Regions from separate parts of the Mus musculus genome. Here all the other regions are linked to region 1. Evidence: chromatin loops called from intact Hi-C (ENCODE). Cell type or tissue: heart. All regions are shown on one strand. Region 1 holds the start of Anxa7 (annexin A7). Region 2 overlaps Synpo2l (synaptopodin 2-like). Region 3 overlaps Ppp3cb (protein phosphatase 3, catalytic subunit, beta isoform). Region 4 holds the start of Mrps16 (mitochondrial ribosomal protein S16). Region 5 holds the start of Ppp3cb (protein phosphatase 3, catalytic subunit, beta isoform). Region 6 holds the start of Sec24c (Sec24 related gene family, member C (S. cerevisiae)). Region 7 overlaps Cfap70 (cilia and flagella associated protein 70).

Region 1 (4,000 bases):
GAGGCTCAGGAACTGGGAGGCTGTCCTGGCTACACAGCAAGGCTAAAGTCAACAAAATCGACAGCACTCAGGAGGTAGAGGAAGAAGGATCAGTTCAAGCTCATCTGTGGTCGCACAGCAAGTTTTGAGGTCAGCTTGAGCTATATGAAGACCCAGCCTCAAACACTTTAAAATGGATCAGAGATCTAAAGAACTTCAATGCTTAGAATATATAAATCTTCATGAATTTGTACAATGTTTTCTTAGATATTACACGAGTAGCACAAATGTTGGCTTTCACACCAACTTGGGCAGCCATGTGCAGAGACTCCCCTTGTATGAAGCACCTAGAGACCTCCAGCTGCCAGGCTCCACCCCACAGGCTACTCGAACAGAAGAGTGGGAGTGGCCAGGCCCCGCCCTACAGAAAAAGAAGCTCATGATCTGGCCACCCTGGAAAGGTCTGCACCTCCCCGCCAAGACACCGGATAGAAAGCCTGCTTTCTGCTCACTTCTTCACTGCTTCTTTGCCAAGTCTATTCTGTAAGGTTTGATGTGTGGTGTGACTCTGCTATTCCTTGGCTCCAGGAATACCAGAGGATTCCAGGATACCTTTTACTTCTGGGATGTAACAATGAAAACAAAAAACTACCTTCTTTCAATTTTTTTTTTTTTTTTTTTTTTTTTTTTTTGGCTTTTTGGCTTTTTGAGACAGGATTTCTCTGTGTAGCCCTGACTGTCCTGGAACTCACTCTGTAGACCAGCCTGGCCTCGAATTCAGAAATTCAACTGCCTCAGCCTCCTAAGTGCTGGGATTAAAGGTGTGCGCCACCACTGCCTGGCTTACCTTATTTTAAATTTTATGTTTCAAATATCAAGTGAAAGTGCCTTGGGCCTGTGAGATGGCCCAGTGGTAAATGGGCCTTGCAGCCAAGCCTGGAAAACACAGTGGCATTCTCTCAACCTACATGGTGGAAAGGGAGCACTGTCTCCTCTTCCAAGTTGTCCTCTGACCTCCACATGTGCCCACACTCAGAAATATATCTTATACAAATAAACTTTTTTAAAAACTGTAGTATAGTGGAATTGGCGTGTGCTGAGGTGTGAAGGCATTTGTCTCCATGCCTTACCCAAGTGTTTACCGTGGAGCCTTATGACCTGAATTCCATCCCTGAAAATCACATGGTAGAGGAAGGGAAACAATCCCTACAAGTCATGCTCAGGCTTACATACCCAAATACAATTTTGTCGTGAAAGTGAAAGCCATGGTGGAGAGCTGGCTCAGTCAGGTGCAAATGCCAGCCTGTAATTCTATCACTGAAAATGCATACGTGAATCCCAGGAGCTCACTGATCAGCCATTCTTGCCTTACTGCCCATCAGTCCCAGTAAGACCAACCTTAAAAAAAAAAAAAAAAAAAAAAAAAAAAAAAAAAAAAAGAGGTGAACATTTGGTTGACCTGTAACCTCCATTCATCACTTCACTATGTCTCTGTGTATGTTTTCTTTCCATGTAAGTGCCTCAAATACTTAGTTCTATATATGGTGAGTTTAACACTAATGGACCAGTAGAACTTTGAACCCTGCTTAGTTTTGTTTAATTCAACTCCAGTTCTGTCTACTCACAATTCCCTATAGTCACATGAAACAAACCTAGGTTCTCAGGATCCCCGGAGGCCTGGAGCTCTCTATCTTTGAGTCCCTCTGCTCCGCCCACTTGCGCGGCTCCACCCAAAGCTGCAGTTCCTTTCTACAGTAGCACCACCTGGAGTAGATTTACCTCGCTGAGATATAGACACGTGTTAAAACTAGCTGAGCCACCTGAGGGGCGCAGCGTCCCGCCCGAGCTTGGGGGCGGTCCAAGCAGCTAGCACCCTCGCGCCGCCCATGCGCCACGCCCTCTGGCTCCATATTGCAGGAAAGCGGGCTAGGGTGTGACGCTGCTTTCTCGTTCAGGTGAGGACTCGCACCCCCTCCCCTTGCTGTTCTTCCGTCGGTCAGTCAGCTCGTTCCCAGTCCCTGGTCTGGTCTTCCAACCGTAGTCGTAGAGCCCCGCGCGTGTCCTAACGAGGTGGGCCTCCGGGTGGCGGACGCGGACTCGGACGCGTTTCGGGTGTTTGGGGTGGGTTGGGCATGCTTTCCCTGCGTGCTGGAGGACTGGGAAGGTCTGTGGGTAAATCACTCTGTTAGGCTTAGAGTGGGATGCCAGGCAGCAGTGGTACCCCGCTTTCGGTCAGTTGGGCCGCAAGTGGCGGACTTAAGGCCCGATGGTGGCCCTGGTGAAGCCCCTTGCCAGAAGGCCGACTAGCAGCTCCGAAAGCTGGCTTTGGCTAGTGACTAGACTTTTTGGTGACACAGCAAATTTAGAGGAACTTGAGGAATTTGTGCCGTGCTTAATGACATCTAGGGCAGAATTCACAAGCCTGATATGTAAGCTCCGGTTTAAAATTCTTGGAAACTATTCCAGTAACAATCTAGATTTTTTTTTCCTTGTCCTTGACCCATATCAGCCGTCTAGGTAAGCAAGATGCAGAGGGGAATGGCTAAACCAAGTGAAAAGACGAAAGGTATTTTACTGTTATCCATTACATTCCTTAATTGCTGCCAGGTGATAGCGAGCCATTCTGATAAAGCAATCTGCCCCAATTACAGTACAAGTGTAGTGAGCTACGGTTTAGGCCAGGAAATCATTAGAAACAAGTGGAGTAAATAATTTTGCTCCCGCAAACTTAAACCACCCTTTAGCCCTCGTGGTTAAGTAGAGGGCTACCTTCCCACGCAGAGGACTAAGCCCTGTTTCCCTGTTATCCTCAGTCATTGCTTTAAATGGCCCTTCCGGAACCTAGAGGCGGCTTTTGGGAAACTGTTTCTGTTCTTGCCTGGCCTAAGTCACACTTCCTGTTTCCCTTCCCAGTTTGTCACCGGTCCCCACCCCCAACCCCACCCTTAACTTCTTAGGCCTCTTGCCAGTTGAGAGACTGACATAGATCCACCCTTTTACTAACTGACTCACTGGGTGGAGATGGTTTGGAGAACCAAGATTGGATTTTCCAAGTTTTTCTAAAGGTTGTTTGTAACATTGTTAAAGGGAAAACAAAAGCTCTGGTTCACTCAGAAGAGTCCTGTTAACTTCAGCAGAGCTGAGTAATTTGTTGAGTCACCCTAGGGTTTGTTAGCCTTTTACAAAAAGTTTAAAGTCTACTTTTTGAAGTGATCACATGAGCAATGTTTAAAGGGGCTAAAAGGCCATGAAAAAATGAGCTGCTTTGTCGTTATACCCCCCACATACACACCCACACCCCACACACACCCCACACACACCTGCATGCACTCTCCCAGTCAGGCTGCACCCTTTTCTGCTTCCCTGTCTCCTTCCTGTGAGCTTGTTTACTGAGAGAAGAAAATGGGTGTATTTCTTTAGCAGAACGCTTGTTTTCCACCTGGCTTTGTTTAATTTACCACGTGTGGTAGATGGTTTTATTAATGGATTTTTTAAAAGGACTTTTAGAAGGTGTATAGTTTATAGCTTCACTTTATGAATATTCATGATTCACTTATCGCTAAGTGATGTTTAGATTATCTTGAACTACTTTTCCTATTACAGATGATGCTATGATGAATAGCCTAGTACCTATATAAATGTGCATTTGTGAAGGTATTTCTGTGACCTATATGGAAATGGCATTTCATTTCTGGTACTTAATAATCTTCAAGGTGCACTGAAATTGTTTCAGTTTTTCATATGCTAATACCTAGATAATCTTTGCTTTATTTATTTTTGTTTTGTTTTAAAAATCTTGGTATAAGTCCTCTAGGCCCTTAAAGGTAAGATTTAATATAGTAGTTAAAATGTAGAAATAGAACTTTGTCATTGGAGTGATTCACTCTTTTATCTGTGTGTGTACATGCATGTGTGTACAAGTTTGTGGGGCTGGGTGCACATGCCACAATGTGCATATGGAGGTCAGGAAAGTCTTGGGTGTGGGTCTCTGGCTACCTATCCATACACCAGGCTAGCTGGC
Region 2 (4,000 bases), 180 kb before region 1:
TGACCTTGAAACCTCCTAAAGGCTTAGGGGGTTGACTTGGAGAGTGGCACTCTGCCTTTTCTTGCATCTTGGACCCAAGATTATCCCTGGATGTGAGGAGCAGAGGTATGAAGGAATGTTCTAGCAGTTGGGAGGGCTAAGATCGGTTCTGAAATCCTGTCTATATGATACCAGAACCTCTACAGGGAAATCTCTGGGAAGAACTACCTGAAGCATGCTGGTATGCAAATGCATTTGACTTGGACAACACTGTGTTTGTATATGTGAACTGATGTGTGTATAAGCTGGAACACGTGAATAAGAAAAGTAGAATGGAGAAATTGCGCCCATAGCCGGCTTTCAGGAGACTGATGTTATAGCAAGGTGTGTGGGGAGTTGTTTCTGTGAGTGTTTATGATGTGTGGAAATGAACAACTTGATGAGTGGAACTGTGAATGAAGAAACTCATGTTAAGAATCTGTATGTTGGGCCAGGTGTGGTAATGCATGCCTTTAATTCCAGCATTTGAGAGACAGCAGCAGTTGGATCTCTGTGAGTTCAAGGCCAGCCTGGTCTACATAGCGAATTCCAGGACAGTCAGGGCTATACAGAGAGATCCTGTTACAAAAAGAGTCTGTGTGTCCTAGTTATAGGGGTAACAGGTGGGAAGTGGGGGGAAGGTCCGAGCTCTGTGAGGAGCCCGCTTACAAAGAATGGTAGGAGAAAAGCACTCCTTATCTCTTCTCTCTCATGGCTGTGTCTGATTTTCCTGCCAGTCAAGAATGGGAGGCAGGTGAAGAATGTGTGAAGTGGATAAGGCTCATCTCCTGGAAAGTAGGAATGCAATCCAGGGAAGACAGGACAGAAGGGATGTGGTGTGGCAGTGTCTCTGTCCTTGGTTTCACCTTTCCCCTTCCATTCTGTCTCTAACTCAGAGGACTTGGTCACAGGCAAGAGACATTGTGGGTCCTTTCAGTGAAAAAACAGGAGGTAGGAGCGTTGGGGAGCAGGATTAGAACAGGCCGTGAAGCCCCCTGATTGATCATCCACCTCTTCATCTCCGCAGAACTGCAACGCGCAGAAAGCCTCCAGGAGAAAAGCGTAAAGGAGGCAAGAACCAAATGCCGGACCATTGCATCCCTGCTAACAGCAGCCCCCAACCCTCACTCCAAGGGGGTGCTTATGTTTAAGAAGCGGCGGCAGAGAGCCAAGAAGTACACCCTAGTGAGTTTTGGGGCCGCAGCTGGGACAGGAACAGAGGAGGAGGACGGCATCCCCCCAACGAGTGAGTCGGAGCTGGACGAGGAGACCTTCTCAGACGCCCGCAGCCTTACTAATCAATCCGACTGGGACAGCCCCTATCTAGACATGGAGCTGGCTAGGGCTGGCTTAGGCACAGCAGAGAGTCAGAACTCTGGACTGGGAGGGCAGCTAAGTGAGGTCTCTGGGCGAGGGGTCCAGCTCTTTGAACAGCAGCGCCAGCGGGTAGCCTCCAGCTCCCAGGAGCTGGCTCAGGTGGGCCCAGCAGCTATGCTTAATGGGCAGAGTCTGCAGTCCCCACCTCGAGCACAGAGTGCTCCCCCAGAGGCAGCTGTGCTCCCACTCAGCCCTTTGTCGGTCCCTGCAGTCAGCCCTACCCCCTTCTTCCCGGATGGTGGAGCCCCCATCCCTGCACCAAGTATCTTTAACAGGTCAGCGAGGCCTTTTACCCCAGGTTTACAAGGGCAAAGGTCAGGTACCACCTCAGTGATTTTCCGGCCCTTGGCCCCTAAGAAGGTGAATGAAGGCTTGGGGAGCACTAGCCCCGCCCCGTCCCCCTTCGCAGCCCCTCCACAGGGGCCCACCCCTCTGCCCAGCTTCACCACAGTGGTTCCCAGCCACACGCCGGTCTCTGGGGCTTCTAGCAGCACCCAACGCTCCTCTGGTCCTGTGACCGCTACCAGTTCCTTGTACATCCCAGCCCCAAGCCGGCCTGTTACACCAGGAGGCGCCCCAGAACCGCCCACTCCTCCTAGCGCTGCTGCCATGACCTCCACCGCTTCCATCTTCTTGTCCACTCCACTAAGAAACTCTGCGCGCCCGGAGGCGCCGGGCCCCGCGGTCCCCGAGCCTGCCAGCGTTCGGGAGCAGCGCATCTCTGTGCCGGCTGCCCGCACCGGCATCCTGCAGGAGGCTAGGCGCCGGGGCACCCGCAAGCAGATGTTCCGGCCTGGGAAGGAAGAGACGAAGAACTCGCCCAACCCGGAGCTGCTGTCACTAGTGCAGAACCTGGATGAAAAACCTCGGGCGGGCGGTGCGGAATCTGGTCCGGAGGAGGACGCTTTAAGCCTCGGGGCTGAAGCCTGTAACTTCATGCAGCCACTAGGGGGCAGGAGTTACAAGACCTTGCCTCAAGTATCACCGAAAACCCCGCCTCCAATGGCTCCCAAAACTCCACCCCCTACAACGCCTAAGACTCCACCTCCCGTGGCTCCTAAACCTGGGTCGCGAGGGCTCCTTGATGGGCTAGTGAATGGATCGACCCCGATGGTGGGAATCCCTGAGCCGCCAAGGCTGCAAGGGAGGGGCGGGGAGCTATTTGCCAAACGGCAGAGCCGTGCCGATAGGTACGTGGTGGAAGCTACATCTGGCTCTAGCCTTAATCCAGGCCTTCGCCCTAGAAGTCCTTCTCCCACACCCTCACTGCCCCCATCCTGGAAATACTCACCCAACATCCGTGCCCCACCTCCTATTGCTTACAACCCACTTCTCTCACCCTTTTTTCCCCAAGCTGCCCGAACTCTCCCCAATAAGGCTCAATCCCAGGGGCCTCGGGTGACCCCTAAGCAGGGTATCAAGGCCCTGGATTTCATGCGACATCAGCCATACCAACTTAAAACGGCCATGTTTTGTTTTGATGAGGGTTCTTCAACTCCTGGCCCCACTTCAGGGCCTCCCAAAACTGCCCGAGTTCAGGAGATCCGCAGATTTTCCACTCCTGCACCCCAGCCCACTGCAGAGCCCTTGGCTCCCACTGTGCTTGTCCCCAGAGCGGCTACCACCTTGGACGAACCCATTTGGAGGGCAGAGCTGGCCTCAACCCCTGTCCCTAACCCAGACCATCAAGAGTCTCTCAGGAGCTTTGCTGCCGCTCCCAGTTCCTGTGGTTTCCAAGTAGCCAGGCCCCGGTTCTCAGCCACCAGAACAGGGTTGCAGGCCCATGTCTGGAGGCCTGGGGCAGGGCACCAGTGAGCAGGGAATAGGTCCCAGGACCAAGTAATGGAACTTAGATTCCCAGAAGTTTCTTCTGCTTTGTCCTACCTAGGCTTTCTCCCCACATCTGAGGCCAATTGCCGATTGCCAGAGATAGTGTTTCCCTCAGCCTCCTCAGCTCTCTGCTGGTGTTTTAAGGCCCTTACCTCTCTGCTTTGCAATCTTCTCTATATTTCCTTGCCTCTCTGGCTTCTCCACCCAGAGGTCTCAGCAGGTCTCTGTTTTCCTTTTGCATTTGTGTTTCTCTCTGTGGGCAGCACTTTAGTGTTAGGTAAAAAGCACACTGTAAAGTGACCACTGAGATCTCAGGCAAAATGGTCACTCACTGTAAGGCAAGCTTCTAAGAGGCTGAACTGTGTCCCAAGCCCCTCCATCCTCCTCACTCCGCTTTCCCTAGGTTAGTTGGCATACGCCTAGGGGTGTGTGTGTGTGTGTGTATGTGTGTGTGTGTGTCTGTGTCTGTGTGTGTGTGCGCGCGCGCATGCGTGCTTTCACAAATATGTGTGGTTAGGATCTGCTCTAGAAAGACATCAAATACACATACATGTGTGCTTCTCTTGAGGCAAAGGTAAGAGAGGTTTTTTCCCCTTCTACTGAAAGGGTCAGATAGCTTCAGAAAGACCTGTGGGGGTCAAGAGCTACTACAGAAAAACTCCTGAGAGAGGAGTGCCTGTAGCATGTAGAGATATGTGCACAGCATCTTGTGAAATCAACGTGTCTGACAAGACTGGGAGACAGGGACAATTTCATGGGCCTGAGTTATACAAGC
Region 3 (4,000 bases), 58 kb before region 1:
GGAATGGGAATGAAACAGATCATCAACACTGAGGATTAGTAAGACTAAATTTGCTTTAAGGAGATTCAGTTGAACAGTTATAGTGGAAGTACAGATTGGAATTACTTGTAGAAGACTGGGAACGGTCAGTCTTGGAAAGATTTCATTGGAAAAGACCTTAAGATTCAGGACACTGGGGCTGGAGAGATGGCTCAGCAATTAAGAGCACTGACCGTTCTTCCAGAGGTCCTGAGATCAATTCCCAGTAACCACATAGTGACTCACAACCATCTGTAATGGGATCTGATGCCCTCTTCTGGTGTGTTTGAGGACAGCTACAGTGTACTTATATACATAAAATAAATAAATCTTTAAAAAAATTTCAGGATACTGAAGAATATCTCACTCAGTGAAATGCCTGTGGAAGTAAAAGCACTTTTGTGTAAGCCTGATGGCCCAGGTTTGAATCCAGATCCCATGGTGAAAGAATTCCTTTTTTTCAGTAAGAAACTATTTACAGTCATATAGTGTACACATTTAATCCCAGCATTTGGGAGGGAGACACAGGAGCGCTTTTAAGTTCTGTCTCAGCCTGAATGAAATAGGAGAAACTATTTAAACGAGCAAATCTTAAACAAACAAAACTACCTAAATTTTTGAGCCTGGAAATTAGCTGTGCTTTGTTTTATTGAAGATGAATAGTAGAATTAAAGTTTTCTAGTAGAAATTAGAAGAATTGAAGTAATGTTAACACATTGCAGTTAAAAGAAAATTCAGTAATAAAGATGTAAAAAAAAAAAACCCCTGCAAGAATTTGAATAATCAAAAAGACTTGGAGTCGTCATAGAAGCAAGTCAATGATTAATAGCCTTTATCTTGCAAAGAAACTGAGTTCCTTTCCCTGCAAGGAACCCATGTCTGATGGCTTAACAACCACCTGTAACTCCAGTTCCATTGCTTTGGAAGCCCTCTTCTGGCCTGTAAGGGCATCTGCTGCACACATGTGGTGTACATACACATACTCAGGACCACACTTATTTTTATAAAATAAGAATATGGCTAGAGAGGTAGCTCAGTGGTTAGGAATATTTGTTACTTGTTGCTTTTAGAGAAGACTCTCAGTTCCCAGCATCAACCTTGCGGTTAACAAGCATCTATGACTCCAGTTCCAGAAATCTTGATACCCTTTTCTGACCTCCATGGGCACCAGGCATGCATACAGCACACTTATACATGCAGGTAGAACACTCATTCATCTATAATAAATCTAAAAAAGTCTAAAATCCAGAAAGGGTTAAAAAAATCCATAATTTTTTTTCTTTAATCTGAGTGATGGACAATAGTGATACTATAACAAAAATAGCAATGAGCTCTTAAGCTCTCACCTTTCTTACTCTCTTGCCCTCCTCTCTTTCCCATCCCCCCTCTCTCCATGTGGCTATGGCCAGTCTCTCTCTCTCTTTTTACCTTCTCTCCTTTTCCCTGCCTTTCTACAATAAAGCTCTAAAACCACTAAATTAAATAAATAAATAAATAAATAAATAAATAAAAGCAGCGAAGGAAACAGAATTTGAGGATAGTATACTTAAATAATAATCACAAAGAGACCCATGGAATGCTTTGAAATTTTGAGAACAGTGCTGTTTTATTTCCTGAATCTTTTCTTAGATAATGTGGCTACTTCATAGATCTACTTTAGACTGATGAAAAGCCTATTGTTTGATTAGTTTGGTTTATGTTTTTTGAGATAGCCTTTTTTTTTTTTTTTTTTTTTTTTTTTTTTTGAGGAGCCTTTTAATGATCCCTTAGGTCAAATGAAACTTGTCATTGTGTTATAAAGACATGATACTGGAGCATCATTTAGACCTAGTTTGAACCATGGCTCTGCACTTTAAGAAGCTAATTAACATCTCTGAATCTATTACCTCATTGATGAAATCTGTATAATCACAAGACATCTCTGAAAATCATGTGGAACTGTGTATTGGAAAGAACTTTACAGACTTAATCATTATAAATACATTGTCATTGCTACATAAATTGGTCTTAAGATGTATGAGTATTTTAGAAACCATTACATAGTAATAATTGAGTAAACTATATTATATATCATTTGACATACAGCGATGAAAGAGTTAGCCCCTTTCAAGGTACTCATAAGCTGGTAAGGAAGACAGGCATTTAATGATGCAGTTGGTACATGATACAACATAAGTATGTATCATGTCCTATGTTATTTGGTCCAAAAATAAAGGATTCTGTTAATGTAGGCTGGGAATATCATAAAAGTTTCCAAGATTGAAATACTAGATGATATTTAAAGACAAGGGGTAACTGGGTGTTATGAAATCCTATTATCCCAGGGTATGGGAGGGCTAAGAGGAGATTGTGGAAGTTCAAGTTCAGCATGGTTATAGTGAATTCTAGATGAGTCTGAGCTACAGTGTGAGACCTTGTCTCAACTATTACAACATAAGATGAGATTATATATCCAAAACAATATGACATGCAAAGTAAATCAGTCTTATTGGTCCATCCGTATCCATTCCTCTGTTTATCCATCTGTCATCTATTGAACAGATTATCACTATGTAGTTTGGCTGGCTTCGATCTTGCTACATAGACCAGGCTGGCCTCAAACTCATAGAAATCTACCTAACTCTGCCTCCTGAGCACTGCTCTCTGCACTACCATGCAGAGAGTTTTGTTTTGTTTTTTTTCTAAATGGCTGTTGAACTTATTTCCTTGATCAAAAATGGTCCTGGATACAAAGAGTTTTAAATAAGTAAATTAGTGTCTGCAACAGAATATGTTCTGAATATAAGGTAGTAGTAAAAGATGAGGGTAAAATAAAGGTATGTATTTGGTCATGAGGGACCTTTATGCCCTGTTAAAAGATTTTGTGTTTTAGGGCTGGATAGATACTAGCATAGTGGTTAAGAGCACTTCCTGCTCTTACAGAGGACCTGGATTCAGTTTCCAGCACCTTCATGGTGACTCACAGCCATTCATAACTCTAATTCCAAGTGATTGGATGCCCTATTCAGACTTCTGAGGACACCAGGCACATGTGTACACAGACAGAACACTCATACACATAAAATATATCTGAAGTAAAAAAGATTTTGAATTTTATATAGTAAAGCTAATCTGATAACAGAATATTGATGTTCGAACTTTAGAAAGAGTATTCTGTAGGTTTGGGCAAGTGGCTCAGTCGAATGCTTGAGGACCTGAATTCTGTCTCCAGAACCCAAATAAAAAGTGCTGGTTGTGGCAATACTTGCTAGTAATTCCAGTACTGGGGAGGTTGAGACAGGTCTCCAGATCTCTCCTGCCTGTCAGCATAACCTAGCCTACTTGGTGGATCCCAAACCACTGAGAGATCCCATCTCAAAAACAAAAAACAAGAAAAAGCCAAGTGTATGACACTCAGATTTGTCCTCTGGTCTAGACACATGCTCATAAAAAATAGCTTGTAATGGGCAAAATGGGAAAGATTGTAGTGGTTGGGCATGAGGAGGGAAGGAAGTCTTTAATCAGTGTCTCTGCTGACTAAAGATATCTATTTTCCATGTAGGGTGAGGAAGAAAGTCATGTCTAGGATAATTTGCAGATTAATTTGATAACTGTTTTGGTAATGGTTTAGATAGAAAGACACTGCTTTCACTTTTTGGCAAGTTAAGTTTACAAACTCTGTAGGCCATAAAGTTGGAGATATTTGATAGTTTAATACAGACCTAGAGTATAAGGCTGGGGTCTGAATTGAAGCTTTCTATTTAGAAGTACATATTTGTAATCTTAGCAGCACTTAGGAGGCTAAAAGTATAAGTAAAAGTTGAATATGCTGATACTCATCTTTAGTTGTACCACTCTGGAGGCAGAGACAGGTGGATCTCTGAACTCGAGGCCAGCCTGGTCTATGCAAGTTTCAGTTCAGCCAGAGCTACATGCATGGTGAGCCTGTTGTGTTCTATAAAAAAAGAAAGAAGCCAGGATATGTTTTGTAGAGCCAGGTATG
Region 4 (4,000 bases), 86 kb after region 1:
TAGCACTGGTATAGGTCGTGGACATCTATTGGTTGAATAGCAGATTCATCTAAGCTGACTCTAGTTGTGTTTTATGAAGTAGAAAAGAGGCCAGGATATGTTTTGGTAGAGGTGTGGTATAGTGAGGTGGGAGAGGTTGCCTCTGTGGGCCCATGCTGAGGCACCCCTTCCCCCTGAGGGACCAGCCACACAACAGATACAGTATAGAATAGAGTTTATTTAGGGCATGTGTAAGGGAGTTGAGAAAGTAGTAGAGACAGAGAAAGGGGGGGGGGCGGGGAGGGAAGAAGAGGAGAAGAGGGAAGGCCAGAATCATTGAGAGAGAGAGAGAGAGCAAAGAGAGGAGCTCCTTTCATAGTAAACTAGGCATACCTGGCAATTGCCAGGTAACCGTGGGGTGGAGCCTAGAAGGAATTCTAACAACTCTACTATGCTTAAGTGGAAACCAATTTGGACTGTATCTCCTAACTCTCTCTCTGCCAAGCTGGAGGAGCTCACGGAAGCTGAGGATGCTCTGTCTGAAGCCAACGCGTTGAATAACTGCAACGCCGAAGTGTGGGCCTATCTGGCTCTGGTCTGCCTGAAAGTGAGTGTTTCTTATTGTCCCTTCACAAGGCCCTCTCAGGGGTCAGGTGAAGGCCCAACTAAGAAAGAAAGGTAAGCTGGCTGTTAGCACACAGCAACTGAAGTTGGAAGAGTTCCAGATTTGTCTCTACTGATGACAAGGAGAATGTTCTGGGCGGTTCCTCCTTGAGATGGATGTGGTCAGTAACCTCCGATTCACATTTTACTAGGAAAGATGTTAATTGCTTCTTTCAGGTTGGACGACAACTGGAAGCAGAGCAGGCTTATAAGTACACAATAAAGGTATGCGACAGCTGATTGCCATTCTGAGAGTGTACAGACCATGAGAGCGCTCAGTGCCTGATGAATTCCCACCCAAGATCCAATACATTCCAATTCTTTGAGAGCTTCCATGGTGTCGAGAATACAGGAGAGGCCCATCCCGTCCCCACAAATCTGGAGCCTCTTAAATTAGGGGTCTTCAAAGTCACCTGGTGTGTTGGACATAACTTCTTCCCTGCCTTGTTTCTGCAGCTGAAACTGAAAGACCAGGCTCTACTTGAAGAAATCCACACTGTACAGGAAATGGTTGGTTTTGGAAATCCATCTTTCTGACAGCCTTACAAGTGGATATTTAATATGGAGCCCCAAGCACGTTTCCTTTCCAAACTGTCACCAGATGAAGCCTGCCCATCCCCACCCCTTTAGTTCACATTAAAAAAATATAAACCCCAAACTCAAAATTTATCATGTTTCTGGAGTCGTATGTATAGCACATTATATTTTATATGCTCTTATGTACATGTAGCTAATTAATAGCCACTATTTGTGGGTAGATATCTGGCATAATGGTGTGACTATTAGAATTACTTTTTAAAGTTTATCTGATCACCTTGTTGGTAAGATTCCCTGGAGGTGCACAATTGCCAAAGTTCTGGACCAATGTTACTGGGGCTTGGAAATTAAGGCAACATCTTCAAAGGTGGGACCAGAATACAACTGTGCTGTGTCACACACAGTTGACAGTGGGTAAGAGAACAGAGGATATTCCGGAGGCGGGGGAACCGTCGCAGGATGGAACGGCCTGCAAGGAACTCAGCACCGCCGCGGACAGGAAAGTCTCCCGCACGCCGCAGGCACTCAGCTGAAGACCGCCAGCAGCCCACGCCTACAGACACGCCTCTTCCGTAGCAGTCAAGGATCAGTCACCGGCGCCCTGTGGCACTCCCGGCGCTCGGTTGCCCTCCCGTGCGCATTGGAAGAGAAAGCGGAAGGGGCGGGCCGATCGGCCGGAGGCTTCCGCAGAGGGCTTTCCGGCTCTGGAGTGGTGCGGACGTCGCGTCGTGTGCCCGCCGGCCGCTTGGGGGCGCTCTTCCGGGCTTCAGGCTCTGTGCCGCGGGGCTGTGCAGCGGGACAGCTGGAGAGCCGCTCGCCCAGGCACCATGGTCCAGCTCAGTGAGTGCGCGGGGCTTCCGGGCGGGCGTGGGCTGCGGCGACCCGGGCTAGGCGCGGCCACATCGCCTTCCAGCGGAGCTTCGTCTCAGTCCGTCTCGCTTTTAGCAGTGGTCTCACTGGGTAGCTCTGGCTGGCCTGGAACTCGCAGCGTAAAGACGGGCTGGCTTCGAACTCCTTCCTAGACAGACCTTTGCCTCTGCCTCCCAAAGGCCCTGTGATTAGAGGCGTGCGCCACCGCGCCCAGCCTGTCTCAGTTTTTTACCACACATCGTAGAAATCGTTTTACAGATGAGGCACCTAAGGGTAAGACAAGGTCATGGCTTAGTAAATGGTGTTAGGGTCCGAGAATTTGGAAATAATCCAATATGAAAACCAAGTTTAAACCAGCAAGCTTATTTTAAAAGCTAATATTTCGGGGAGACGGCTGGGTTCGGGGTCCAAAACGTGACAGCGTGGGGCAAGACAGGACAACCTTTTAAAACATAAAAACCACAAATTGGATGGGCTAGGGACCACATGCATGGTTTTCCATACCTGTCATTTTAAGTGGGTTACTACCGGTCAAGTACCTCAGTTGGCTTTTTTTTTTTTTTAAACTTTTTATTAGGTATTTTCCTCATTTACATTATGCTATCCCAAAAGTCCCCCATACCCACCCCCCACTCCCCTACCCACCCACTCCCCCTTTTTGGCCCTGGCGTACCCCTGTACTGGGGCATATAAAGTTTGCAAGTCCAATGGGCCTCTCTTTCCAGTGATGGCCGACTAGGCCATCTTTTGATACATATGCAGCTAGAGACAAGAGCTCCTGGGTACTGGTTAGTTCATATTGTTGTTCCACCTATAGGGTCTCAGTTGGCTTCTTAACTTGGCCTGGATTGAGGCCAGCCAGTCAGAGCCTATATAGTGGCTGGTTGGTTTCAGTCCGGACTAGTTGCTAACCAACAAGGCATAGGGTGAGATATTGTGGCCTAAGTTCATATGGGGCGCCTGGGGCCAGAAGCCATTTCTGGGAATTCAGCTGTTTCTTAGAATTTATCTTAGTACAAAGTGGAGACTATTTACAAGATGGAGTCTCCAAGGGTAAAGTGGACCCCAACCTCGGCAGGACTGTGTTATGTGGATTTGGAAAAAAGGAGGTATGTCTGGTCTGGAGGGGTTAAGGAGGAGTTTCACCCACACGATTGTATCTAAGCTGGATGGGGCAGGGCATAGATTGGAAGTGAGAACATTGCAGTAGAAGGAGGAATTGTGCCTTTACCTTATATTACCTTATATTTTGAGTCTACTAAACATTTTTGCACCCTAACGAACTATTTCTCTACAGCAACCATTTTCTGCAAAGCCTACCACGGAGGCCACCTAACCATACGCCTTGCTTTGGGTGGCTGCACCAACCGGCCTTTTTACCGCATTGTGGCTGCTCACAACAAGTGCCCCAGGGATGGCCGATTTGTGGAGCAGTTGGGCTCCTATGATCCACTACCCAACAGTCACGGAGAAAAACTAGTTGCCCTCAACCTGGACCGTATCCGGCATTGGATTGGCTGTGGGGCTCACCTCTCTAAGCCTATGGAGAAACTTCTAGGTAAACCAGCCCTGAGCTTAGATAATTTAACAGATGTTATACTGTGGTCAACTCTGTGAGGATGGAAAAGAAGAATGGTTTCTATTCCATCCAAGCTGCTCTGGACAGGAGTGGAGGGTGAAGTAGTGTAACTGCCGTTTTTTAATCTGGAGACCCCCTTTATGGTCTCCTTTAGAACACTCCAAGTGACTGGGATTTTGTGCAAAAAAAATGGGACAACTGTGTCGTGGATACCTGCCTGTCAGTTTGTTTGTTTGTTTGTTTGTTTATTAGTGAGGAGAACGGTGTTAGGAAGTAGACAGTGAGCTTAGCAAGCCAGGAGCCTATTTCTTGCCTATGCTGTTGGTCAGGTGTTGGGTTTCAGTTCTGGGAAGCAGACTCTTGGGAAACTAC
Region 5 (4,000 bases), 66 kb before region 1:
CCTTTGCAAAGAATGTCTATTGGGTTTTCCCTCCTTATTTATTCCAGATCTTGATCTTACTGATGAACACAAAGAAACAACAGATGCTGAGAACGTTGCCCTCCTAATCACTGAGGACAGATTCTGAGAACTTGTGTTACTGAGTAATAAGATACAGAGGGCTTTCTTGTTTCATCCTATTTGGATGCTATAACATAGAGACATGGGCCTTAGTAGATATGTTGGCCCCTGAACCATTCAACACTGCTCGTGTCATACACACAATTCTATCTTTTTGGAAGAAGTGTAATGACTGTGCATATGTATGAGGAGGACACATGAAGGCTAGAGTAAGCTGTACTAGTCAGTTCTCTTTTAATACCTTGTGTGCCCTGTGGTTCCATTACTGGGTTTGGTGGCCTATGCCTTCAGCATCTGAGCATCTTATTAATAACTGTTAAGGACCACCTGTACTTGTTTCTTGACCTCTTGGATGCTGGTCAACTTGGATCTGTTTCTGCAAGTTGCCCAAATTCAAATTCCGAGTATGTACAAAGATAAGGAACTAATTTCCTATTTTCTACCTACTTAGTCTCTGCTTTCCATTTTTTTCTATTTCATTTCTTTATTTACAAGTTTTAGTAGATGTCAGACTAGAAGGAGTCTAATTCCTTCTTTCCATTGTCTCCTTCGGCCATGGGGATTAGTCCTAAGGAACTTAAATCACAGTCCTTGGCTGCAAGCACCTTTATCCATTGAACCATCTCTCTGCCTTCAAATTTATTTGCTCAGTGAATTACGAGAGAGGCAATGGCTTTCCAGGGGAATCTTACAGGTTCTCAGGACACCTCTTGGTGTCATTCCCTACTTCCCTTGATCCATTTTGGTTCTTAAATCGTGGTGCTTAGACTTTTCCAGCTGAATTTATGTGCCTTTGGACTTTTCCAAACTCTCAAAGCAAGAGTTCGAATTCTATGCAACTCTCTAGGGCCCCGTTTTGTTGAGACAGTCTCACTTTGTTGCCCTGAGTGGTTAGACCTAGCTAGACTTGAACTTACAGAGTTCTGCCTTCCCCTGCCTCCTGAGGTCTGGTATTAAAGGGAAAATTTCATTTTAAATGATAATGCCACTCTATAGATTCCCTGATGCTTCTTTCATTTTTCTCTCTGGCCATAGTATTATCACTTAGATTTTGTAGATAAATTGTCATATATTTGTCTAGGCCTGGGAAATTCTGAGATCAAATTACACCTCTTCATTTTCCTGGGCTCCAAAGCGGCCAAAAAACCGTCCTTTTTTCCCCTTGCATTTTATCAACAGCCCCTCAGTTTAATCTGCAACCTCTCTTTACTGGTTTGTCTTTCTGCATGTACGGAATTTTCACCTGATCCCTTGGACTGTTTCCGTTTCTGTAGTAGCCTCGGTAATTTTGCTCAAGTCCCTGGAGCTTGTCCCGCCCCCGCCCCTGCACGCGCGATGCATGACGGTCTTAGCCCCTCTGAAGGGAAAGAGGGTCCGCCATGTTCCCCGGCGGCGCCGCCGCTTGGCTCTGGTAGCCGCCGCCCCCGCCCCCAACCCCGCCCGTCCCGGCACCTAGCCGAGCCCCGGGCCCAGCATGGCCGCCCCGGAGCCGGCCCGGGCCGCGCCGCCCCCGCCCCCGCCCCCACCGCCCCCTCTCGGGGCCGACCGCGTCGTCAAAGGTGAGAGGTACCCGAAGCCTGGGGGCCTGGCGTGAGGCGCGGTGTGAGGGCGGGCGGGAGTCCGTCCCCTCAGGAGCGGGCCTGGCGGGGCGGGCGAGTGACTGGCTGCCTCCCTTGGGGAGTGGCCCCTGGGCGGGTCCCCGCTGGGCCGGGCCGAGGCGTAGGCTGCTCCTCGGTCTCCCGCTCGCCCTGCAGGCCCGGGCGGGCGTCGTGCGCGGGCTGTCGCTAACGCGGGCTCAGGGCCGTCCGCCGCAGTGAGCCCCTTTCTTTCCTGCTTTGCCTGTGGTCGGCGCGGCGCCCGCGTTAAGAGCTTCCGGCTCCTCGACAGCTGCACTCCCGGCTTGCCCGGGCGCACCGAGGGGCCCCGGAACCCCTTAGCCGCACGCCGTTGGACTCGCCCGCGTTCTGGCCCACGCCTGCTCCCGGGTGACAACGCCTAGCTAGCGCCAGCCGCAGGGGGTTTGCGCTCGGCCCTCAGATGCCACCCCGCGCGGAAATCGGGAAAACCGTATGGGACTGGACCAGGATGAAGGATCCCGGGGTGACCTAGGAACCCAGACGTAGCTGCGGGGCAGGGGAAAAAGCCATCTTACAAAGAGGAGGCAAAAAAGTCCCATGTATAGGAAGTGGTACACTTAACAGAAAGGGTTTTACAAGCCGCCTCTAAACACACGACTTACTCTTTAGAAGGAAAAGTGAAATTCTTCTGAGCCAGGGAGGACGTGTGTGTACAGATAAACAGATTTATTTAAATTAAATTGAGAGGCAGTTGAAAGTTCCTTAAAAGTCCAGGCTCTCAGAGAGAGCCCATCTACCACACTAATACTATGGATTAAGAATATTAAGAACTGAAATTATTTTTCTTTATTTTGCAGTCAATAAGCAGAAATCGTAAAATGAAGATTTCGTCATTTAGATTATGCTCATTTTTAAAGTTATTTTAATTTTCAAATTCAGTGTCTCAAGTATAGACTGGCACAGTGTTTAAATACTGCTAGCTTTGCTTTGAATTGTGACCATGGTTTGCCATTAAAATATTTTAAAACAAACCCTTTTCTCGTGTGTGTGTGTGTGTGTGTATGTATGTATGTATGTATGTGTGCTGGTTTTTCGAGATAGGGCTTTTTTGCGTAGTCTTAGCCAGGAACTTGGAAAGTAGGCTGGTCTGGAACTCAGAGATATGCCTGCCTCTGCTTCTTAAGAGCCCAATCAAAGGTGTACGCCACCACTGCCCACCTGTGTTTTTTCTGTTTTCAATCTGCACTTTAGGTTCTTAAAGCATGACATATGTGGTTGGGTTAAGCATTAGAATGAACTAAATAGGACTGGAGTAAGAGCGGGTAAGAGCACTGACTGCTCTTCCAGAAGTCTGAGTTCAGTTCCTAGCAGCCACATGGTAGCTCACAACCATCTGTCATGGGATCTGATGCCTCTTCTGGTGTGTCTGGAGACAGTGACAGTGTACTCATATACATTAAATAAATTTTAAAAAAAGAATGAATAGGTTTTTTTCTCAAAGATTTATTTTATTATTATAAATAAGTAGACTGTTGCTGACTTCAGACGTACCAGAAGAGGGTGTCAGATCTCATTTCAGATGGTTGTGAGCCACCATGTGTTTGCTGGGATTTGAACTCAGGACCTCTGGAAGATCAGTCAGTGCTCTTACTCGCTGAGCTATCTCACCAGCCCCTAGAATGAATAGTTTATGAGCTTCTTTTTCTGGGATTTTTTTTTTTCTTGAAGGATAGAAGATCAGGCATTGATCCTATTAATTTCTGTAATTGTATAGGTGGGGGTTGAAACAGGCCATTGCCTGCTTCTTCATTTTCTTAACTATATTTCCTGTGTGCTTATTTTTCTGGATACTTTTCACCAGAATAATAGCTGACGTAACTAGTCACATTCCCAAATCATGTATTTATGTTGTCCTTTTGTGAATCTTGTTCCTTGTCATTTATGTAGCAATCTTTTTCTCATACTGCTTTAATGAAGGAAAAACGAGTTGCAAGCAGAAGGCAGATTCTTTAGGGGTGAGTTGTGAGTCTAATACATAGCCATTTACAGTTTATTGTTTTGAAATGAAAACCATTTTCTTAGTAGGAAAGGAGCTTGTTTGGGAAATTTCAGTTATAAACGTATGGTTAATGCATGTTGTGTATTAGTTGTATCTTCTTCATGGTGACAACTTTCATTTCTATGTGGAATGTATTAGAATTCCTGATACTGTGGTCACATGCCTTTAATCCCACCACACTGGAGGCAGAGGCAGGAAGTTGCTGTTAATTTTGAGGCCAGTCTGGTCTACATAGCAAGTTTCA
Region 6 (4,000 bases), 190 kb before region 1:
AAAACTCTGTAAAGTCAAAGCCATTTTAGAACAGTCCTTCCAAACGCTAAACGTTGCACATGCCACCAACATCAAGCCTGGGAAACGTCCCTCTCCCTTTAATTTCCTGAAGGAGGCTGAGGGACCGAATAAGCTCAGAGTCAAACTCCAATCTTGACTCCATTCTAGGGGGATAGCCGAGGGTGACAACCGAAAGGGGCGGGGCAAGCTTCCTAGAACTCTGAAAGTACCCGAGATGCGGAGGCTTGAGCGCTCCAGAGATCGAGATCCGGAAGCCAAGCCAGCCTCTAGGGCCACGAAGAGGGCCGGTTCACTAAGCAGTAAAGACCAATCCTCTAATGCCCTTCAACATGCTGGGAGGGCGAAGCGAGCCGGAACCTGGGCCAGGAGGTGAAGGGAGGGGTCCGGGGACCTAAGACCGATCGCCGGCCACAGATGCGAGAGGTGAGGGTCTCTTTCTAGGCCCCGCCTCCAGGCTCCTCCCTTTCCTCTAAAACCGGACAGCGATCAGGCCAAAAATACCCTGGCCTCTCCTCAGCATTCCTCCCCACCACGCAACCTCGCGATGCCACTCCTCACCCGGCTCCAGATCCAGGTTCGACTTCGTTCCTAACGTCAAGGCTCCCAGGCTCAACTTCCGGTTCCGAGGGGGGGGGGGCTGGCGTGCCGTCCCCGGAAGTTCCGCCCCATGCTCTAGGGCTAGGCCACTCCTTCTGCCACGTCGGCCTTAGGCACGCTTCCGGAAACCCGGATGTTGCGCATGCGTATGTGGTGTATCCCGTCATGGACGCAGTCTGTAAAGTATTGCTGAGTTTCATGCTTTTTTTTTTTTTTTTTTTTTTCTTTCCTTTCCAGATTTTTCCACATTTTCCAGACTTTTTTTATGGCTTTACCAGCTGAGAGGGTATTGAGAAAACTAGGTCAGATTATTTTTAGTAACGCTCCCTTCGTCGTGTGTTGACTTTAAGGACAGCTAGTCTTGTATCCACTTCCTGTTAACCTTTCACCCCGTTGATTTGCGTCCCTACGGTAGAGCTCACCCTGACCTTTGAGCCACACGTGGTAGTGGTAGGGTGGGTTCTAACCCTCGACTTTGGGCCGATTAGTTCAATGTTTGGACAACTTCTGCCCCGGTTTACTTCTTTAATGAAAAGAATTCGTGTCGAACAGTGAATTGGGATGAATTTAGAGACGTTTCCTAAGATTGTTCAGTATAATGTTTATTCAATAAAGATTAGTTACCATTTTATGCCTTGCCCTTTTTTTAATAGAGGTAACTCTACCAGAATATAAAGACCTCCCTGCTCTCTGTTAAAAGAGCTACAATTCTTTCAGTAATCATAAGACTCTTCAGAGAACAATGTTAACTAATAAATGATTATTGCTCTTTTATCCTCTAATCAGTTTTTTGAGACTGGATCTCAATTTATAGGCAGACTATCCTGAAACTGGATATATAACCCATGATCACCGTGAACTCCCACTTTTTATGCTTCCAACCTCTCCGTTGCATGCATTGGAATTCTTTCTGTGCTGTTATGCTTTAAGCACTTCTTTGGGCCAACTTAGGTTCATGAATAGAGTAGGCAAACTGTTTTGTGGGGTTTTTTCCTACGTAATGGTAGTTACACAGTAATGCATGCTTAGAGAAAAATGGGCATTTAAGTTTGCATGTCAGTTACTAACCAGTCAGTTGTTTCTGTCTAGCTTGTTTTAAAATGTCTTATGTATGGGTGTTTTGCCTGAATGTGTATCTGTGCACTTTGTGACTACAGTACCTGCAGAGGCCAGAAGAGGGCACTGGATCCCCTGGAACTGGAGTTAACAAATCTTGTAAGATACATGGATGCTGGAAATCAAACCCAAGTCACCTGGAAAAGCAGCCAGTGTTCTTTGTCACCAGCCCTGTTTCTATCCACTTTTAAAATACTGTCCGTGGATCCTAGTATCAGTATCAGCTGAGACTTGTTAGAAATGTAAATTAATATCTTTCCTATTTATTTGGGATTTTTTTTTTTTTTTCAGAGACAGGTTTTCTCTGTGTAGCCCTGGCTGTCCTGGAACTCACTCTGTAGACCAGGTTGATCTTGAACTCAGAAATTCACCTGCCTCTGCCTCGCAAGTGCTGGGATTAAAGGGTACATTACCACCACCACTTTTATCCACTCTTATGACTCTCTCTCTCTCTCTCTCTCTCTCTCTCTCTCTCTCATAGGAGGTCTCACTGTATAACCCTCCTGAATTCATTGTGTGGATCCAGCCGGTCTCCAATTCACAGAGATCCTTCTGCTTCTGCCCCCAGCGAGCTGCGATTAAAAGCATATGCTACCAAAGCTGACTAGAAATGTGCTCTAATTCACCTACATGTAGTTCAGTTTTGGGGACGGGGCTCAGCAAACAGTACTCCATTACACCAAGCTTGACAAATGACTCCCTCCTGGTTGATTCTCTTGCTGACTAACAGTTGTCAGTTTAAGAATTTGCCAAATGCAGATAACATTTGTTGAGCACTTGAGCTGCCCGAGCTTGAGCCCTCCCTCACCTTAGCATTTCACATGATTTATCCCATTCATATTTCATCACACCATAAGGAGGCAGATATAATCTGTCTTGCTTAAAGTTATGCACTCCTAATAAGAGCTAAGATTCACAGCTTAAAGATGGAGGCTATAAATTGCATTTTAAATTTTCCTATAACTCAACTTTGCACTTAGAATGGAGGCAGAGACAGGAAGATCAGAACCTCAGGCACACCTTGTTTATCACAAGTTCAAGGCCAGATTAGGCTATATAAGACCCTGTCTTTTTTTTTTTTTTTTAGATTTATTTATTTTATGTATGAGTACACTGTAGCCATCTTCAGACACACCAGAAGAGGGCATCAGATCCCATTACTGATGATTGTGAGTTACCATGTGGTTGCTGGGAATTGAACTCAGGATCTTTGGAAGAGCAGTCAGTGCTCTTAATCTCTGAGCCATCTCTCCAGCCCCAGACCCTATCTTTAAAAACAAAGTTCAAGTTTAGCTTGGGCTGTGTAGTGAGAGCTTGTCTCAAAAAGGTAAATAAATAAAGAGAAAAAACTGTAGGTGTAGATGGAGGCCAGTATAGGGTGCTTGCCTGGTGATTGTTCAGTTACTACCTAGTAGGTGTAGACCAGTAATGAGGGGTTGTGTGTGTGTGTGTGTGTGTGTGTGTGTGTGTGTGTGTGTGTTATTTTAGGTGTGTGTGTGTGTGTGTGTGTGTGTGATTTTAGGTGAACCCATAGCTGTCAAAGTGTTGTGGGTGTGGGGCTGGAGAGATAGGTCTGCAGTTAAGAGCACTGGCTAGGAGCTGGGCGTGGTGGCACACGCCTTTGATCCCAGCACTCAGGAGGCAGAGGCAGGTGGATTTCTGAGTTTGAGGCCAGCCTGGTCTCTAGAGTGAGTTCCAGGACAGCCAGGGCCATACAGAGAAACCCTGTCTCAAAAAACCAAAAAAAAAAAAAAAAAAAAAAGTAAAACTAAGGGACAGGCAAAGGTGGCTCTTGCAAAAGAGCCATTTGTTCCCCAGGACTTACACTGAGAGGTTTGTAACTGCCTGTGACTCCAGCTCCGGGAGATAGAATGCTCTCTTGCGACTCCAGTCACTTGCAGTCACATGCACACGCAACCCGCACACAAACATGTGACTAAGCAGAGAAGGGAGAGCCAGATGCTTTTTGTTACTGGTAAAGTCAAGCAACTTTGTGAAATCACACTAATAACAAGGTAACAAGAACTCAGATACTGTTTTTCTAACTCTAAATTCTGATTTTTATAACTTTGTCATAGTTAGGATTTATCACAAACCTGCAGAACTGTAGTGGATTGGTCTGGTACTGCTTTTATTCAAATGCTAATTCTGCACCCTAAGATCTGGCTGCTCCAAGACCGTCACATATACCAGTTTTTGTTATATAAATCTCGCTCCCCAAATTATCTGTGATTGGTTAATAAAGATGTCTACAGCCTGTAGCTGG
Region 7 (4,000 bases), 80 kb after region 1:
TGCTAGGGTAGTTTCCTGGGAAGGTGTGCATAAGGGTTCCGTATCGCAGACTAAGACTAGAATGTACTGCAAAAGCTGAGGGTGGGGGGTGTCACAGGCACGTGCAACTGCACCAGATTTGCAGGTCTTTTAAGGGGGTGGGGATAAAGAGCCTCCGATGCACTGGTACTAACTAACATAAATGTGTAGTGCTATGGCAAAAGCAGCAATGTCTGTTTGTGAAATCCCAAGTCTTAGCTCATTAGAGAGGCAGGGATTGTTTCATTATGAGTTTCCTTAAAATGTCAACTGTTTGGAAATGTTCCGTCAAGTGTAAGCAGGGGGGTTGACGAAGTGCCTTTGCCTGAACAACCTCATAAGAGCAGTCTGAATCTCAAGCTCATGGTCACAAGGCCTGCACCATGCAGTGCTGCATTGGAAGTGTTGGTGTTTGCTGACTGCGTAGCTTGTGGCTTCCCTTGTCCCTGTACCCCTGCAGATGTTCATTCTCCCCTATAAGACGTCCCTCACTGTGGCCATCAGAGCCACACTCTCTCCACCCTAAAAGCTATTCAGCTAGCACAGTGCAGTCATTCTTATGTTCTTTATCCCTGGGTTTCCTTGCAGTTTGTGCACAGAGTGCTGGCACATGAGCTGCTGTGCCCCCAAGGAGGACCCAGTTGTGAGTATTATCTGGTTCTGGCCCAGACACATCTTCTCAAGAAGGACTTTGCCAAGACAGAGGAGTACCTGCAGCAAGCAGCACAGATGGACTACCTGGTACTGATTTTCCTAGAGAAAGCCTCTTGAATGGGAACAAGAAGGGGTGAACGGTCTTTGCTAAAGCAGAGATGAAAGCGGAACACAATAGCATGTCTCAGCTGCCTAGGCGAGCGAGCCCAAGAGCTGGAAGGTAGCATGGGCAGCTTCATGATCCTCTGTCTGGAAATAGTCAATAGATCAGTGGTGCCACATCTCAGAGACTGCTAGCCTGTGTGGGTAATATTTATGTGTGCATTTGGCTTTTGTTAGTAATCATGAGTTCTATAAAAGGTAAGGGATAGGCAGTCATTTATCAGGAGTTGCTCGTTATTTCAAGTTTCTAGACTTTTCTTTGCTTCTAATAGCATCATACGGATGATCGCTGAGTGTTTATCTCAACATTCACCCCAAAGACAAAATGGCTTCTGAGGAATACAAGAATGAGAGCATGCCCACCCATGTGACTAGAACGGCTCTCTCCGTATGCGTGCTCTTAGGGGGAAAAAGGGGAGGAAATGTATTAAATGTTTAACAAAATTCATTAGGGACTTAACTGCCACATCACCCTGCGTGTTCTTTGTTTCCTCAGAACCCTAATGTCTGGGGTGTGAAGGGCCATCTCTACTTCCTGAGTGGAAACCATGCTGAGGCCAAAGAATGCTATGAGAGAACTATTAGTTTTGTAGTTGATGCTTCTGAGATGCACTTCATCTTCCTACGCCTGGGACACATCTACTTGGAAGAGAAAGAGGTAAGGGAAAGAAAGAGAAGGTTCTGATCCATGGTCCAGGACCTGGCAGAGGCTACAGAGGGAAGTAGCTCAACACTGCCACCTACAGTAACCTCAGGAGCTTCCAGCCTGGGTCCTGCCACACCTCAGAGCCACTTATCAGACTTACACCTTAGGTACAACCACATCCATGGCTGTACTGCAGAAAAGAATTCAGGACAAGTCAGGATGAAGCAGAGTTCTGGAGTTTATTAGATAGAAACACAGAATAGCATACCCTTTAGTTAAATGTGATTTGGGGAGGAGACATCCCAAATGCGGATGGCCTTCTCCAGAGTGCATTCTAGATGTCCTCACAACATCCACATGTATGAGTCTGGGCTCTCATTAAAAAGTTTTAATGATTAAGCAAGTGTCTTAGTCAGGGTTTCTATTCCTGCACAAACATCATGACCAAGAAGCAAGTTGGGGAGGAAAGGGTTTATTCAGCTTACACTTCCATACTGCTGTTCATCAGCAAGGAAGTCAGGTCTGGAACTCAAGCAGGTCAGAAAGCAGGAGCTGATGCAGAGGCCATGGAGGGATGTTCTTTACTGGCTTGCTTCCCCTGGCTTGCTCAGCCTGCTCTGTTATAGAATCCAAGACTGCCAGCCCAGAGATGATCCCACCCACAAGGGGCCTTTCCCCCTTGATCACTAATTGAGAAAATGCCCCACAGCTGGATCTCTCATGGAGGCATTTTCCCCAACTGAAACTCCTTTCTCTGGGATAACTCCAGCTGTGTCAAGTTGACACAAAACTAGCCAGTACAGCAAGTTTTTGAAGATCATGAATTCAAAATTTAAGTGAACATTGTGAGTTGTGGGGCTGGAGAGGTGGCTCAGTGGCTGAGTGGTTAACACGTGCTATATACGCATCCATGGGTAACCTCTTGCAAAGGAACCCGGGTTGGATCCCAGTACTTCTATAATAGCTCACAAACATCTACCAGGGCACTCTGATCCCAGCACCTACACCAGGCAGCTCACAACCATCTGCAACTCCGACTTCAGGGGATCTGAGTCCGTCTGGAGGTGCCTCCAGGAACCAGCACATACATGGCATATACCCATACGTGTAAATAAATCTTTGTAAAAGAAATCTTTAGCTGAGCAGTGGTCCCACCACTTGGGACACAGAGGCAGGAGAATCTTTGTGAGTTCAAGGCCAACCTGATCTACAGAACAAGCTCCGGAATAGGCAGGACTCTAGAGAGAAACCAGGTCTCAACAAATGAACGAAAAACCAAAGTTGCAGCAGCAGCCAAAGAGTGTATTTCTGGCACCCCCACCAGGTGGCTCCAAACTGCCCAGAACTCCCGTTGCAGGGATCTGACATCTCCAGCCTGCACAGGCCTTGCTGGCACACGAAAGCAGATACACATACATGTGATTAAAAATAAGGCACATTTTTTTTTTTAAGGATTTCCTCTATTAAATGAAATTGCCAAGGTTTCATGAGGAACATCTTTTGGGGTTGGGGGTAAGACAGGAGTGGCTATGCAGTTAAACTGCAGCCCCTCCGCGTCCTAAGCAAATGCCAGCCCCTTCTGGTCCTAAGCAAACACCACTACCCTTGCTTGTCTCTAAGGAGACAAGCGCTATCTCCAGGGGTGGTTCCAATTTCAGCAGCTGAGTTGAAGTTTTTGACTTCCAGGCAGATTCCCAGACAGGGACGTTGCTTTCCTTCTCGTGTTTCCTTGACTCTTCCTGTGTCACAGCCATCCTAAAAAGGGCCACATGGTCATGACACTATACCAACAGCAAAGCCATGAGAGTACGCAATAGAAGAACAAGTCACTTGGACTCACCTAAGAGTTGCCACTGTTCTGCCACAGGCATTTTGACTCCCTGACTTTGTCTCTGTCTCCTTTCCCTTCTTCACCCATAAGTGCCAGTTTTGTATTTAGAACCTTATCCAACAGGAACATGGAGTCACAATGTACGACCATGTGCATGGGAAGGCTAATCCAGGTCTGACAGAAATCAGAGCCCGACTGCAGTGAAGTAAAGGATTTTCTTTCTAGCGTCAGTACAAGCTGCCATCTTCAAGGCACTACTGACCTGTGGTTACTAGGCAACCAGTTTCTAGGCTGAATGCTCAAGGTCAGCTGTAGGTACAAGAGGAGAAAGAGCCTCCAAGTCTTACTTGTTTTGGAAGTTTTGTTTTGGAAAGAGACAGGGTCTTGCTGAGGGTGGCAGTGCATGATCCCAGCCCTCAAGGGGCTTAGGTCACAAGATGGCTTGAGCTCAGAACTTATAAGCCAACCTGGGGAAAATACTAGGCTCTTGTCTTAGACAAGCCGGGCTAGAGACACAGTGCAGTTGGTTGAAGGGATGTCTCTCGTGAAAGCGGCCCTGGGCTCAGTCCCCAGCACCACATAAAACTGGGTGTGGCAGCACATCCTGTAGTTCCTGCTTCCAGGAGACAGAGCTTGGAGAATCAGCTGGCTAAGGTCATCCTGGGCCACACAGCAATTCTGTGGTCAGT

What was found. Peaks named below come from ENCODE experiments on the same cell type or tissue, not always from the same donor. Only the 100,000 strongest peaks of a DNase experiment are listed, where the experiment ranks them.
Region 2: a loop joins it to region 1, with 2.9 times the contacts of the local background. A loop is called at or near these places in 4 of 42 quality-filtered maps.
Region 3: a loop joins it to region 1, with 2.0 times the contacts of the local background. A loop is called at or near these places in 5 of 42 quality-filtered maps.
Region 4: it touches region 1 in a loop (2.4-fold over the local background); 5 of 42 quality-filtered maps call a loop at or near these places.
Region 5: a loop joins it to region 1, with 8 times the contacts of the local background. A loop is called at or near these places in 5 of 42 quality-filtered maps.
Region 6: it touches region 1 in a loop (2.0-fold over the local background); 3 of 42 quality-filtered maps call a loop at or near these places.
Region 7: a loop joins it to region 1, with 2.3 times the contacts of the local background. A loop is called at or near these places in 5 of 42 quality-filtered maps.

The regions. Positions count from the first base shown.
Region 1 is chr14:20,477,829-20,481,828 of GRCm38, reverse strand. Anxa7 (annexin A7) reads left to right here and starts at 1,696. Exons shown (of 13, transcript NM_001110794.1): 1 at 1,696-1,934. In heart, CTCF peaks have their summits at 1,912 and 2,814; DNase peaks (open chromatin) are centred at 408, 1,888 and 2,838; H3K4me3 peaks cover 1,992 bases; H3K27ac peaks cover 1,815 bases.
Region 2 is chr14:20,659,511-20,663,510 of GRCm38, reverse strand. It overlaps Synpo2l (synaptopodin 2-like), which reads left to right. Exons shown (of 4, transcript NM_001310431.1): 4 at 1,046-4,000. The coding sequence ends at 3,210. Among named protein-coding and RNA genes, the nearest start is that of Myoz1, 5.0 kb to the right of the region's middle. In heart, CTCF peaks have their summits at 2,081 and 2,305 (motif pointing right); DNase peaks (open chromatin) are centred at 1,250 and 2,370; H3K4me3 peaks cover 3,346 bases; H3K27ac peaks cover 3,708 bases.
Region 3 is chr14:20,535,944-20,539,943 of GRCm38, reverse strand. The region is part of intron 1 of Ppp3cb (protein phosphatase 3, catalytic subunit, beta isoform); the gene reads left to right. Among named protein-coding and RNA genes, the nearest start is that of 1810062O18Rik, 8.3 kb to the left of the region's middle. In heart, no CTCF peak of the experiment used is centred here; no DNase peak of the experiment used is centred here.
Region 4 is chr14:20,391,500-20,395,499 of GRCm38, reverse strand. It overlaps Mrps16 (mitochondrial ribosomal protein S16), which reads left to right and starts at 1,866. Exons shown (of 3, transcript NM_025440.3): 1 at 1,866-2,019; 2 at 3,347-3,607. The coding sequence starts at 2,007. Cfap70 (cilia and flagella associated protein 70) reads left to right here. Exons shown (of 29, transcript NM_029698.1): 27 at 485-586; 28 at 820-867; 29 at 1,099-1,310. The coding sequence ends at 1,179. In heart, no CTCF peak of the experiment used is centred here; DNase peaks (open chromatin) are centred at 1,809 and 2,909; H3K4me3 peaks cover 2,027 bases; H3K27ac peaks cover 1,627 bases.
Region 5 is chr14:20,544,035-20,548,034 of GRCm38, reverse strand. It overlaps Ppp3cb (protein phosphatase 3, catalytic subunit, beta isoform), which reads left to right and starts at 1,462. Exons shown (of 14, transcript NM_008914.3): 1 at 1,462-1,679. The coding sequence starts at 1,595. 1810062O18Rik (RIKEN cDNA 1810062O18 gene) reads right to left here and starts at 1,742. Exons shown (of 6, transcript NR_033571.1): 1 at 1,691-1,742. In heart, a CTCF peak has its summit at 1,883; a DNase peak (open chromatin) is centred at 1,774; H3K4me3 peaks cover 2,458 bases; H3K27ac peaks cover 2,073 bases.
Region 6 is chr14:20,670,968-20,674,967 of GRCm38, reverse strand. Sec24c (Sec24 related gene family, member C (S. cerevisiae)) reads right to left here and starts at 647. Exons shown (of 23, transcript NM_172596.2): 1 at 580-647. In heart, a CTCF peak has its summit at 1,782 (motif pointing right); a DNase peak (open chromatin) is centred at 537; H3K4me3 peaks cover 1,588 bases; H3K27ac peaks cover 1,809 bases.
Region 7 is chr14:20,397,849-20,401,848 of GRCm38, reverse strand. It overlaps Cfap70 (cilia and flagella associated protein 70), which reads left to right. Exons shown (of 29, transcript NM_029698.1): 24 at 607-759; 25 at 1,331-1,492. Among named protein-coding and RNA genes, the nearest start is that of Mrps16, 6.2 kb to the right of the region's middle. In heart, CTCF peaks have their summits at 1,577 and 2,818 (motif pointing right); no DNase peak of the experiment used is centred here; H3K27me3 peaks cover 217 bases.